2 separate regions of the Homo sapiens genome follow, and region 2 is linked to region 1. The links are chromatin loops, found by intact Hi-C in ENCODE. Cell type or tissue: PC-9. All regions are shown on one strand. Each heading gives the region's core, and the rest is flanking DNA. Links, peaks and the distances in the headings are about the cores only.

Region 1 (6,580 bases), core at 2,658-5,157:
ATGTTCCCCTGGGGGGAGGGATAAATAACAGTGGAACTAGGAAAAGCAGACCACCAGAAAATGTCTCGGTCCAGCGTGGTGGCTCAGGCCTGTAATCCCAGAACTCTGGAAGGCTGAGGGGGGAGGATCACATGAGGCCAGAAGTTCAGACCAGCCTGAGCAACACACTGAAACCTCAACTTTGTAACAATAAAAACAGAATAAAAACTTAGCTGGGCATGGAGGTGTGCACCTGTAGTCCCAGGCACTCAGGAGGCTGAGGTGGGAGAATTGCTTGAGACCAGGAGGTCAACACTACAGTGAGCTGTGAGTACCAATGCACTCCAACCTGGATGACACGACAAAACTCTGTCTCAAAAGGAGGGGGAGGAGGAGGTAAGAGGGAAAGGAAGAAAGCATAAGAAAATATCAAGCACAAACTAAGGGCCCCAAAAAATCCAACTCACAGCAACGTGGGCAGAGCCCTGGAGAAGCCAGAGGACATCCAGGCACCACCCAGCAAGGGGCTACAGAAAGGGGGCCACCTGCCTCCAAGCCTGCCGGGACTGAAAATAAATCCATGTGGCATCAACAGGAACATCTGTGGCTGTGTGGCAATGCGTGTGAGTGCGCATGAATCCTGGTGTGGCTGGTGTGTGTCACAGTCAAAACGGAAAGAGAGAGCGCATCGTGGTTTATAAAAAATAAGTTTCCTTGCGGCCAGACACAGTGGCTCACGCCTGTAATCCCAGCACTTTGGGAGGCCGAGGCGGGCAGATCATGAGGTCAGGAGATCGAGACCATCCTGGCTAACACCGTGAAACCCTGTCTCTACTAAAAATACAAAAATTAGCCGGGCGTGGTGGTGGGCGCCTGTAGTCCCAGCTACTCGGGAGGCTGAGGCAGGAAAATGGCGTGAACCTGAGAGGCAGAGATCGCAGTGAGCCAGGATCGAGCCACTGCACTCCAGCCTGGGCCACAAAGTGAGACTCCGTCTCAAAAAAAAAAAAGTTTCCTCGCTATGCATGCGCTAAAACCCTCTGGAGTGAAGTCCTAAAATATTTAAATGAATTTTCATTCTGAAGAGACTACAGAACTTCTCAACACAGGCTCTCTTACACAGACTCTATTACACAGACTTTTTTAAGATCTTGCACATCCAATGTCAGAATATATTCCATCACCCAGCAACAAAAGCAGTCAGGAAAAAAACTTCAGAAAAAGAATTATTAAAAAATACGCAAACCTGGCCGGGCGCGGTGGCTCACGCCTGTAATCCCAGCACTTTGGGAGGCCAAGGCGGGCGGATCACGAGGTCAGCAGATGGAGACCATCCTGGCTAACATGGTAAAACCCCACCTCTACTAAAAATACAAAAAATTAGCTGGGTGTGGTGGTGGGCACCTGCAGTCCCAGCTACTCGGGAGGCTGAGGCAGGAGAATGGCATGAACCCAGGAGGCGGACTATGCAGTGAGCCAAGATCGTGCCACTGCACTCCAGCCTGGGCAACAGAGCGAGACTCCGCCTACAAAAAAAAAAAAAAAAAAAAAAAAAACGCAAACCTGACTCTTAAAAAATTAAACATACCCTGCATAACTGAACAGTGTCCACAAGCAGGAATCTCTCTGGATGGCAAGGTGGCAGCCGACTATGGCACTCACCAAAAAGGCACCTTCCCCCATCATCCATGCAAAGACCTTTCCCAAAGCCACCAGACCTCCGTTCAAACAACTCAAATCCGGTCTAGAAATTAAAAATCCTTGTACTGAAAGCAAAATCAGGGTTAGCTGTGACTAAGATCCAAGAAATAAACTTTTTAAAAAGTAATAAACATGAATTCATCAGTATGAAAAAGGTCTGTGCACAGTGAGCAGTTGGCACACCGATGCAGTGCACCGAGGGCCAAGGCGAAGGCCGCAGGGGGAGGAGGCTCAGCAGAGGGAGGACACCCCAGCTGACAACGCACGCCCACTGGTGCCAGTGCTTTGGAGAACATGCCAGGTCATGTCTACGCTTTCCTCACTAAGGATTTAATTTCAGTATTCTACAATCTAACTCTACACTCTCAAAACATAATTAGAAACAATGTTTTGAATGTGATGGAGGGATGCAGTAGAGCTTCTCTAGAAAATGCTTTTGAATCTGTCTCAGAAAACCACCTGTTTTGTAGAGACCAAGACTCTTCCTCCATTTTGGCTCAAGCTGGATCCTGAGTAAAAGACAATCCCACAAACGCCCCTTTATGCACAGCTTCCCCCACACGCTGTTTGTCTCTGTTTCTCTCTCTCTCAATACCCCTAGATTTTAGGTCAAAACAAACCTGTTTCCACCAGCTGGACAGTATCATTCAGGAACGGTTTTACGCATCAAAGACTCATTTCCAGATAAAGCTGAAGCTCCAGGGAGGAGGCCTGTGTCCCACAAAGGCCAGGTGCTGACACGGTTAGTCCTTTCCTCCCCACCACCCACCAGGAATGTTGCTGGAACCCAGACACGCACAGCAAGGTTCTGCTGTTTACCCTGCTCCCCGGTGGCAGGAAGGTGTGTGCCCTATTCTCACTCCAACCCCATCACGGCCTGGTGAGCCTCCGGCGCTCCTGCCCCTTACAGCACAAGCCGGCCACCACCTCCCACGGGCCCTGACACTGTCACTCAACACCTCACCACAGCACCCAGCCTCTGCCTCTTTCATTAGACATAAGCAAGGATTTTTCCTCTAGCCAGGAAGTTTTTCAAATGTGAAGTATTTCATTTTTTTCTTCTTATTTTTTTGAAACAGAATCTCGCTCTGTCATCCAGACTGGAGTGCAATGGTGCAATCTTGGCTCACTGCGACCTCTGCCTCCCAGGCCCAAGCAATTCTCCTGCCTCAGCCCCCGTGTAGCTCGGATTACAGGCATGCATCACCACGCCCAGCTAATTTTTATATTTTCAGTAGAGACAGGGTTTCACCCTGACCTCAAGTGATCTGCCCGCCCTGGCCTCCAAAGTGCTGGGATTACAGGTGTGAGCCACCTCACCCGGCCTCAAATGTGAAGTATTTCAAATCGAACTTGTTCACAGTCAAGGCAAGCATGGCATGCTTGCTTTGGCCAGCACATGTACTAAAAATTCGAACAACAGAGACGATTACCATAGCCCCTGTGCAATGATGACATGCAAATTTGTGAAGCATTCCATACTTTAAAAAAAACACACACAGATTGGGACCTGCTCTGCAAGGCATCAGATGCCTTCCAGTCAGTAAGAGACAAGAGATACACAGGGTGCTCCCATTCCCACAGCAAGCACCACCCTGCACCACTAGTATTAGCACCACCCACATGGAAGGGTGCCAGACACATACCTACTAGCTGCCTGCCACGCATGGAAAATTCTTTAGGCAATACCCTCCGCACCCAGAAGGCTACCAGACCTGTTAAGCCTTTTCAACCAGTTTTTGCAAGCAAGAGAAATGCAATTCTTAAGAGCGGGAACACCCCTTTATTACATGTAAAGATACACAAGCTGGATGAATTGAATAGGGGTGAACAGTGATGACCCATGACCAAGATGCATTAAGAAACAGATCTGCACAGGAAGGTGGAACAAGGCCCGTGAGTGCAGAGCAAGCCTGCTGGGAGGGCAGGGGCTTGTCTTGGAGGAAAGTGCCAACAAAGCCTGTGCCAACTACAGCTGCCGTGCCGGGCCGGCGTCAACACCGAAGGAGAGGTGTGCAGAGACAAAGCGGCCTGTCAGGCTGAACAGGGAGGCAGAAACTCCGCAGACCAAGAATACAGTTTCCATAGTACCCTGTAACTCACCAAGGCTGGGACAAAGGTTAATGAAAAGTTCAAATCTGAAATAAATAACAACTCACTTCGGTATTTTACAAAAAAGGTAGTTAAGTATTTTTTTTGTGTTCCTGCATAAAATACTAGTAAGACTCAAAACAGGTAGATACTGATATGCAAGTTTTAAAATCACAAGCAGAAGAAACAACACTCTGTATGCCCTTCCAGGTGGAAATGCAGTCAGCAGAAAACTGTCTCCATGAGATAAATGCTCCTGCCCAAAGCCCACTCTAGCAATGCTTCCTCCCTGAACCACAACTCTGAACAGGCTGCCACTCACTGCAACTCCTTGCACATGACAGACTTGCTGGGAAGAGCAGGTGCGTACTAAACATTTTCTTTGGGCTCCAGAAAGCACTAACGGCCTACTTTTGCAACGGGGCGGTCGGGGGGGTGGAGTGGAGGGAGGGGGGTTGTGTAGGGTTTGCCATCAGCGTTACCCTGGAGCTAGTCCAGCCCTGGACTTCGATATCACCTGAAATCCAATCATCAAACTTTGCCCACTGTTTCTTCTCCAAAAGCAAGGAAAAGAAAAGCTATCATGAGCCCCTTCAGGGTCTAGCAGCATACAAGACTGCTTTTAGAAATTCTACTCCAGGCATAGTGGCTCACGCTTGTAATCCCAGCACTTTGGAAAACAGGAAGGAGGATGGCATGAGCCCATGAGCTCAAGACCAGGCTGGATAACACAGCCAGATCCCGTCTCTGTTATAAATAAATAAATAAAATGTAAAAAAAAGAGAAATTCTACCAAATAAAGATCAACTATGATGTAACAACCAAGTAACCCTACAGTGTGAGAAATGCATGAGGGGCTTAAGCTCAGGGAACCACCACCTAAAGAGAGAGGCAGAGACCTCAGAGGACATCACCACAGGAGCAGGCAGGCTCCCACCCAGACAGTGGCACACTGCCACCCTTGCAAACCTACCACACAGACCCGTTCAGCACCTGCCCTTGCACCACCCACCTGGAGGCTCAGCATCCAGGTGTGCTGGCCCCTTGGGTGAGGGTGCCCAGGCACTCACCAACTGAAGTCCCCATCTCTCCACGGCAGGCCCACCTCAGAGGAGGCAAATGTTAACGGCTGATTTCTTCCCATAAAGCTAAGCCCTTATCCATGTGGCTTGTTTACAAAAGTAAAACAGGCTGTTTGGACATGGCATTAACCAATGTATTAGTAAGGGAAGGGGAGCAAGCTGTTTTCTTTAACTAATATATATAGGTCCAACCCTAGTTCAACCACTGCTCAGCCGTTTCGAACCACTGGCTGAGCAAATTCAGCCTCTCTGAGGTTCAGGTAAACTAAGAGGTCATCTCCTTGGGGCGTAAGATGCTACCCCTGAAGCAACATCACACCTCTCATGGACGTCACTATCATCCTCCACCCCAACCTGCAAACATACCTAGGACCAGTGCCCCAGCCCCAAGGAGCCACAGAGGCTGAGGATGATCCGTCCTCCAAATGCTCAGGCTACTCTGAAGCAGGAAACAAAGACAGCAATAACCACAAGCACAGGGACAATGTCCTGCCTGACACCTGAATTCTTACTCTGATATCTCAACATCCTCTTCAATAAAATCAGGAAATAACTGTATTTTTTTAAAAAAACGATTTTGAGCCCGGGCACTGTGGCTCACGCCTATAGTCCCAGCACTTTGGGAGGCTGAGGCAGGCAGATCACCTGAGGTCAGGAGTTCGAGACCAGCCTGACCCACATGGAGAAACCCCGTCTCTACTAAAAATACAAAATTAGCCAGGTGGTGCATGCCTGTAATCCCAGCTACTCAGGAGGCTGAGGCAGGAGAATCACTTGAACCCAAGAGGCAGACATTGTGGTGAGCGGAGATCGTGCCATTGCACTCTGGCCTGGGCAACAAGAGCGAAACTCCGTCTCAAAAACAAAAACAAAAAAAAAAATTTTTTGTTAAAAAAAAAAAAAAAAAAACCAGCCTAGTATATGTTCCTGCCTAAGAGAATATGAAGCTTTGTTTTGTTCTTCAGATGGATCCACACTTAGAACCACCATCTTTAAAAAAAAAAAACTGTTTAAAAAGGACTTCCAATTGCATTTCATGAAGGCAGTGGGTAGAAAATCCTTGATCAGTCCCTAATTGGGTGTGTTTTCCATGAATGAGCTATTGGGATACAGAGTGTCGAGAACAAGAAAACAGCTTCTAATATGAAAACAGATGAGGTTCTCCTAAAGCTTCTGTGACAGCTGCATCTAAACAGTTTAACACTGAGGTGGACGGGCGCAGTGGCTCACGCCCCTAATCCCAGCACTTTGGGAGGCCCAGACAGGCAGATCGCTTGAGCCCTGGAGTTCGAGACCAGCCTGGTCAACATAGCAAAACCCCATCTCTACAAAAAACACAAAACTTATCCGGGTGTGGTGGCAAGCATCTGTACTCCCAGCTGACAGGGAGGCTAAGAAGGAAAGGTCACTTAAGCTCAACAGGCAGAGGTGGCAGTGAGCTGTGATCATGCCACTGCACTCCAGCCTGGGTGACAGAGCGAGCCCCCGTCTCAAACAAAAACAAAAACCAAAAAAAACCCACAGACTCAATTCTGGCTGCCAGGCCATCAAGGGCTGTGAAGTGAAGCCCTGAGATCCTTGTGGCAGGACCCTGGACACACAATGACAGTGCCACCAGCCACAGCCATGCCCAGCAAGCAGCTTCCTGTCCAGTGAGCACCAAGGGGCCCTTCTCACACACAGCCTCCCACTCAAACCTCGAGCATCCGCTTCTCTCCTCCTCCACT
Region 2 (6,580 bases), core at 1,672-4,171, 110 kb before region 1:
GAAACATCCTCAACACGATAAAGGCCAACTACCAAGAACTCAAGGCTGACATGATCAAGAGTGACGTGCTGAGGGCTGCAGATGGAATGGCATACAGGGCAGAAAGGAAGAAATGGAATAAAACTGTCTCTCTCTGAAGATGGTGTAAGTGTCCATGTCGAAAATCACAAGGAATCTATCAAAAATTCCAAGAAACTTTATTTAATAGAGTTCAGCAAGGACACAGAATCCAAGATCAACACACAAACACCTATCCTATTTCTGCAATAATCCTATGAAAACAAGAAATAAAGACAGTACCATCCTATTTCTGCATGCTACCAATAATCCTATGAAAACAAGAAATACACAGTACCATTCTATTTCTACATGCTAGCAATAATCAAATAAAAACATGAAATAAAGACAGTACCATTTATAGGTGCTCCAAATAAAAATAAATGCTTAGGTTCATATGGAACAAAACTAGAAAAACCTATACACATTTTAGGAAAAAACAGGAGAAAATCTTTAGGACCTAGGGCCAAGAGTTGTCAGACATGGCAACAAAAGCACAATCCATAAAAGAAAAAACTGATAAACGACCTCGACAAAATTAAAAACTTTTGCTCTTTGAAAGACCTAGTTTAAAGAGTGAAAAGACAAACTGCAGACAGGGAAAAATATCTGCAAATCACAAGTCAGATAGCAGGCTTGTATGTAGAAGAAAGAAGTATCAAACAACAAACATTAATTAGAAAATAAGAGAAAACACACAGACATTCAGAAGAGGTGCACGTGGTGAACAAGCCATGAAGGCACTCGACATCCTAAGCCGTTAGGGAAACACAACTTAAAGCCGCAATGAGATATTACTGCACACCAATCGGAACAGCTAAAATACAAAATACTCAAGGATGCTGGAGAGGATGTAGAAAAGCTGGAACTCTCTCGCTTGCTGTGGGAACGCAAAGTGGTGTTGCTGCTCTGGAGAACAGCAAGGCAGCCTTACGAACCTAAGTGTGCGCTTGCTGCCCCACTCAACAACTGCACCCCAGGACATTTATCTGAGAAAATGGAACCTCATGTGAACACAAAGACCTGTTTGCGAATGTTCACAGAACTTTCACTGATAATAGACAATGGGGAAAACCCTTCAACAGGTGTCCCAGCGGTGTCCTCGAAACTGGGTTTCATTCACATCACGGCATCCCCTCAGCAGTAAAAGGGATGGCTATGGATACACCCAAGCGTATGGGTGAATCTGCAGAGGCCCCTGCTGAGTGAGTGGACACACCCAGGCGTACGGGTGAATCTGCAGAGGCCCCTGCTGAGTGAGTGGACACACCCAGGAGCACGGGCGAAATCAGCGGAGGCCCCTGCTGAGTGAGTGGACACACCCAGGAGCACGGGCGAAATCAGTGGAGGCCCCTGCTGAGTGAGTGGACATACCCAGGAGCACGGGCGAAATCAGCGGAGGCCCCTGCTGAGTGAGTGGACACACCCAGGCGCACGGGCGAATCAGCGGAGGCCCCTGCTGAGTGAGTGGACATACCCAGGAGCACGGGCGAAATCAGTGGAGGCCCCTGCTGAGTGAGTGGACATACCCAGGAGCACGGGCGAAATCAGTGGAGGCCCCTGCTGAGTGAGTGGACATACCCAGGAGCACGGGCGAAATCAGTGGAGGCCCCTGCTGAGTGAGTGGACATACCCAGGCGCACGGGCGAATCTGCAGAGGCCCCTGGTGAGTGAGTGGACGCACCCAGGAGCACGGGCGAATCAGCGGAGGCCCCTGCTGAGTGAGTGCACAAAGCCCACCTCTTAGGTCACTCCCTGTGGACTCTACTCCCACGGCTTCCTCCAGGACAAAACCACCAACCTCGGGGAAACAGGCGGGGACTCCGTGAGGAGGGCTCATGTCTGTCGGTGGCTGTCGAGGAGGCTCTAGGACCAGGTATCCAGGATAAGACGGGGGATCTGAATCAAGTCTGCAGGGCGGTCACCCTGTCTTCCAATGTCATGTTCCCGGCCACTGGGCGAAGGTGGGGAAGGGCACAAGGGATGCTGCTATTTTTGCAACTTCCTGTGAGTCTATAATGATTTCACAGAAAAAAGGAAAAAAAAGGGAGAAAAAACACAAGGGGTGTAAGGAGACTCCCATGGGTGATGAATAGTCTATACTTTTAGGTGATGGTGTTTCCCCAACGGTATACGTTTCCCAAAACCCACTGAGCTGTAAATTTAAAATGAGTGAATTTTATGTCAATTGTAATTCAATAAAGCTGTTAAAAAATTAACTAGAAACAGAAAAAAATTTTAATTCCCATAGAAAGAAGGAATAAAGTAAAAAAACAGTATGAGGTAGGAGGTAAGCTTCCTTTCATAAACCTTGTTTTGTGTATTTGGCTTTGGAATCATGCATTTTACATCATTTAAAACATTAAATATAAAATGAGACTGGGTGCAGTGAATCCCAGCAGTCTGGGAGGCCCAGGCAGGCAGATCACTTGAGGTCAGGAGTTCGAAACCAGCCTGGCCAACATGGTGAAACTCTCTACTGAAAATACAAAAAATTAGCCGGGCATGGTGGTGCGTGCCTGTAATCCCAGCTACTTGGGAGGCTGAGGCACTGGGAGGCAGAGGCTGCCGTGAGCAGAGATCACACCACTGCACTCCAGCCTGGGCGACAGACAAGAGTGAGACCTTGTCTCAAAAATAAAATAAAATAAAATAAAATAAAATAAAATGTAAAAACATAAAATTTTGTTTATGTATTCACATTAAATATAAACATTTTAATAATGTTTAAAATGATTTAAATATACTTGAATGACATTAAACATTTAAAGGATTTAAAGCATTCAATATAAAAATACAAAAAGCAATCTCTACAACTTCAAAAAGGAAGAGGAAGCAATACACTTAGCTGTGTGTCCGGTCAGGGGCAGGACACAAAGCATTTGTCAACAATGACCATGCAGCCACCACCACACCAGGAGCATTCCTGACAGCACGCAGCTTCTGGGTGGGTGGGAAGGCTCGGGAGACCTGGCTCAGGATGTGAGTCAGGTGCTAGGGGAGCCAGTGGAGAGGGAGGGGCTGCTTCCCAGGTGGCCGCTCGCACACCGGGAGGGCTGCTGCTGGCTCTGGCAGAAGGCCCAAATTCCTTGGTGCACAGACACGGCTGCGGATGTGTGGACATGTCCGTGGGGCTACGTGAGGGTCCCCGTGACGTGGCAGCGGGTTTCCACAGTGCAGTCATTGATGGGGTGGTGTGGGGGGGAGCCACGGCACCTCTGTGACCTAGTATCGGAAGCAAGGGGCTGCGTGAGGGTCCTCGTGACACGGCAGTAGGTTTCCCCAGTACAGTGACTGGGGGGGGGGGGGGGGGGCGGGGGCGGAGGAAGCTGCAGCATCTCTTGTATCGGAAGTCCCACGGCTTCACTTCCACCTCATCCTGTTCCTCCTCGGCGAGTTCCAACCTCTAGCCCACACTCTGCAGAGAACGGTGCTCCACTTCTGAAGGGAGGCAGATCAAAGATTCTGTGGACACTCTTTAAACTTCCCCCAGTGGCTTTTGATTAAAACCTGGTAATTTGACTGTACAGTTCTAGTTAGTGCCATATGCCCTGAGGACAAAAATTAAAATTTTGAAAAATATTATAAGCAAAACACCTTCCTTTTTCTTGAGACGGAGTCTCACTTTGTCGCCCAGGCTGGAGTGCAATGGTGCCATCTCGGCTCACTGCAACCTCTGCCTCCCAGGTTCAAGCAATTCTCCTGCCTCAGCCTCCTGAGTAGCTGGGACTACAGGTGCCTGCCACCATGCCCGGCTAATTTTTCTATTTTGAGGAGAGATGGGGTTTCGCCATGTTGGCCAGGCTGGTCTCGAACTCCTGACCTCAGGTGATCTGCCTGCTTTGGATTCCCAAAGTGCTAGGATTACAGGCATGAGCCACTGCGCCCGGCCTGATGAAATACATTCTTAATATTAACTTCATGTGTTTCTTTTTACTCTATAATGAGGCTAATAGAAAATTTAAAATTAGATGCACAGTTCACATCATATATCTCATGGACAGAACAACTCTATGGGACAGAAGACCCCGATCTCTGACAAACAGGCAAAAATCCCAGAGAAAAGAACAAAGGGAGAATTTACAGATTAAAGACTTAAAAGACATCAAAGAATCTTAGTGTGTAGACCCTGTTTGGAAACCAGTTCAAACAAAGAACTGCTGAAGAAAATGGCACATTTAGGAAAGAGCCTTTTGATACCGCTGGGTGTGTGGTGACACTGAGAAAGTTCAAGGCACCCAGCGATTCAGGAGATAGAGATTTATAGATATGTATTTAGGTACAGGGTCTCCTCTGTCGCCCAGGCTGCAGTGTAATTAAATAATCACAGCTCCCTACAGCCTCGAACTCCTGGGTTCAAGGGATCCTCCTGCCTCAGCCTCCCAAAATATTGGGGCTACAGGCATGAACCACCACACCTAGCCTGTGTGCTATTTTTATTTTCATTTAGTCTAAGATACGGTGATGGTTTTGAATGTTTTCGGCGGATGCAATGGTGTGGACTCGGGTTTGGTTCCGGGTTAACGGGCTGGGGTGGCTCCTGCACGTGGGCCCCACATGCTGGGAACCGTCATCACCACTGTGTTCACCACACTCTCTCTTAAGAAGGGCACACAAAACATTCAAAAAAAATTTAAAAACTCAGTAGCATGCAGTGGCTGATGCCTCTAATCCCAGAACTTTGGGAGGCTGAGGTGGAAGGGATCATTCGATCCCAGGAGTTTGAGACCAGACTGGGCAACATGGCAAGATTCCATCTCCATATTAAAAAAAAAAGATAATAATCTTAAAAGACACAATTCCAGAAGCTGCAGAATGTGTCACAGAAATGACTTCCTTACGTATTAAAGAATCCTCACAATAAAGGATCATTTTACAAGCAGACTATAAACACTGAAACAGACAAAAAACTAAAAACCCAACTCATGAGAAACACCTGGTGAACGCTCTTCAGCTCCGTGAAGTCCTGGGATGGCCCAAGCACCTCTGGTGGGCTGTACCTTTTCAGAAAGAAACACTGAGCCCCCCAAGTCCCCGAGGACAGAGATGCCTTACAGCTCCACACGTCCCTCCACAACGGCAGCACCTGTACCCGCAGCTCTGGGGAGAAATGACACCTGCAGGCCAAGACAAATGCAAGAAAACAGCCTCGTCTGCTCACTGATTCTCACCAACTTCCTCTATAAAATGAGGACAAGAACCCATTCTCCTAAAGGATTTTGTGGGGATTAAATGAAAAAGCACTATCTAAATCCAAGTTATCATCACTGTAATGGCTTTAGAAAAAAGCAAACGACAAACACAACGAGAGAGGCGCTGAGACCAGGCAGGGCTCTCCTCCGGCAGGGCCTGGTCTGCACTGCCCTCTCTGAGGAAAGTGCCCCGCTGCCCTGACCTCCCTAGTTTCACACCTCCACACCTCCAAGGAGGTTATCCTGGTACAACTGAGAAAGCAAGCAATTCCCTTAGAAACGTCCATTTCTTTCCTTTATGCTCAAATGTTTTATTACTCCTTAGGGCTGCTTTGTTTTTTAACGCAAGGGTCCACAGTTGAGAACGTAGTTACAAACTCAAGAAACGAGCTGCAACAGAACAGCGGGGCTGCTCCACGCTTCTCAGCCATTTTCCCATCCTGTGCACCCGGGGAATTTCACACGTGGTCCCCCAGAGTGACAGGGAACCCCCAGGGAAGAAGGGCCCCTGTGGGGCATGCAGAAAAACGCCTGCCCCCTGGTGTGAGGTCACAGACTCAGTGGCCAAGCTCAACAATGCTCTGGGAACTCCAGTCAAAGATGCATCACAACTTTTGGGTCATGCCTAAGGTCAATTCCAGAATCATTTTAGCATGTTAAACAGACACTGAAAATAAAACATATTTTATTTTTTAAAGCAGCTTTAGGTTCACAGCAAAATTGAGCATGAAGTACAGAGGGTTCCCCTGCACCCCCGGGCTCAGCATCCCCACGAGAGTGGCCGTTTGTTACAGCTGAGACCCCCCTGGACACAGCATCATCACCCACAGGCCGCACGACCTCAGGGTCCACCGGGTGCTGTGCAGTCTATGGTTGGACGAACGTATCCTGATGTGGACCCACCGTTGTGGTATCATACAGAGTAGTTTCACTGCCCCAGGTCCCCCGTGTTCCTGCTGCACAACCCTCCGTCCCTCCCTCTCCCCAGCCCCTGGCGTCACTGATCTTTGTGCTGTCTGCACAGTTTTGCCCTTTCCTGGATGTCAGAGTCGGAACCCTACAGTGTGTAGTCCTTGGAGACGGGCTGCTTTCACTCAGGCCTGGCAGCTCGTCTGTTTTTAGGGCCTTGTAATAGTCTGTCGTCTGGATGGACCTTGGTTGACTGATCCATTCACCCTCTGCAGGACATCTTGGCTGCTTCCAAGTTTTGGCAATTATGAATAAAGCCATTTTGTGAAAGTGAAATAATACAGAACAGGAAACATTAGGGGGCACTGCACACCATCACAGAAAGGGACGGTATTATTCTGTGAGTATGTTCCCAGTATGTG

Evidence for each region. Hi-C counts contacts between places; a loop is a spot of excess contacts. Peaks named below come from ENCODE experiments on the same cell type or tissue, not always from the same donor. Only the 100,000 strongest peaks of a DNase experiment are listed, where the experiment ranks them.
Region 2: a loop joins it to region 1, with 4 times the contacts of the local background. A loop is called at or near these places in 2 of 110 quality-filtered maps.

What each region holds. Positions count from the first base shown.
Region 1 is chr16:89,440,259-89,446,838 of GRCh38, forward strand. The region is part of intron 1 of ANKRD11 (ankyrin repeat domain containing 11); the gene reads right to left. The region is part of intron 1 of LOC101927817 (a long non-coding RNA gene); the gene reads left to right. It also overlaps the pseudogene RNU6-430P. Among named protein-coding and RNA genes, the nearest start is that of ANKRD11, 47 kb to the right of the region's middle. In PC-9, for the core only: CTCF peaks have their summits at 3,621 and 3,822; a DNase peak (open chromatin) is centred at 3,323; H3K4me3 peaks cover 1,748 bases; H3K27ac peaks cover 2,500 bases.
Region 2 is chr16:89,327,305-89,333,884 of GRCh38, forward strand. All of the region lies in intron 2 of ANKRD11 (ankyrin repeat domain containing 11), which reads right to left. All of the region lies in intron 1 of LOC128462377, which reads right to left. Among named protein-coding and RNA genes, the nearest start is that of ZNF778, 110 kb to the left of the region's middle. RefSeq lists an enhancer at 3,105-3,628. In PC-9, for the core only: no CTCF peak of the experiment used is centred there; a DNase peak (open chromatin) is centred at 3,017; H3K4me3 peaks cover 372 bases; H3K27ac peaks cover 2,250 bases.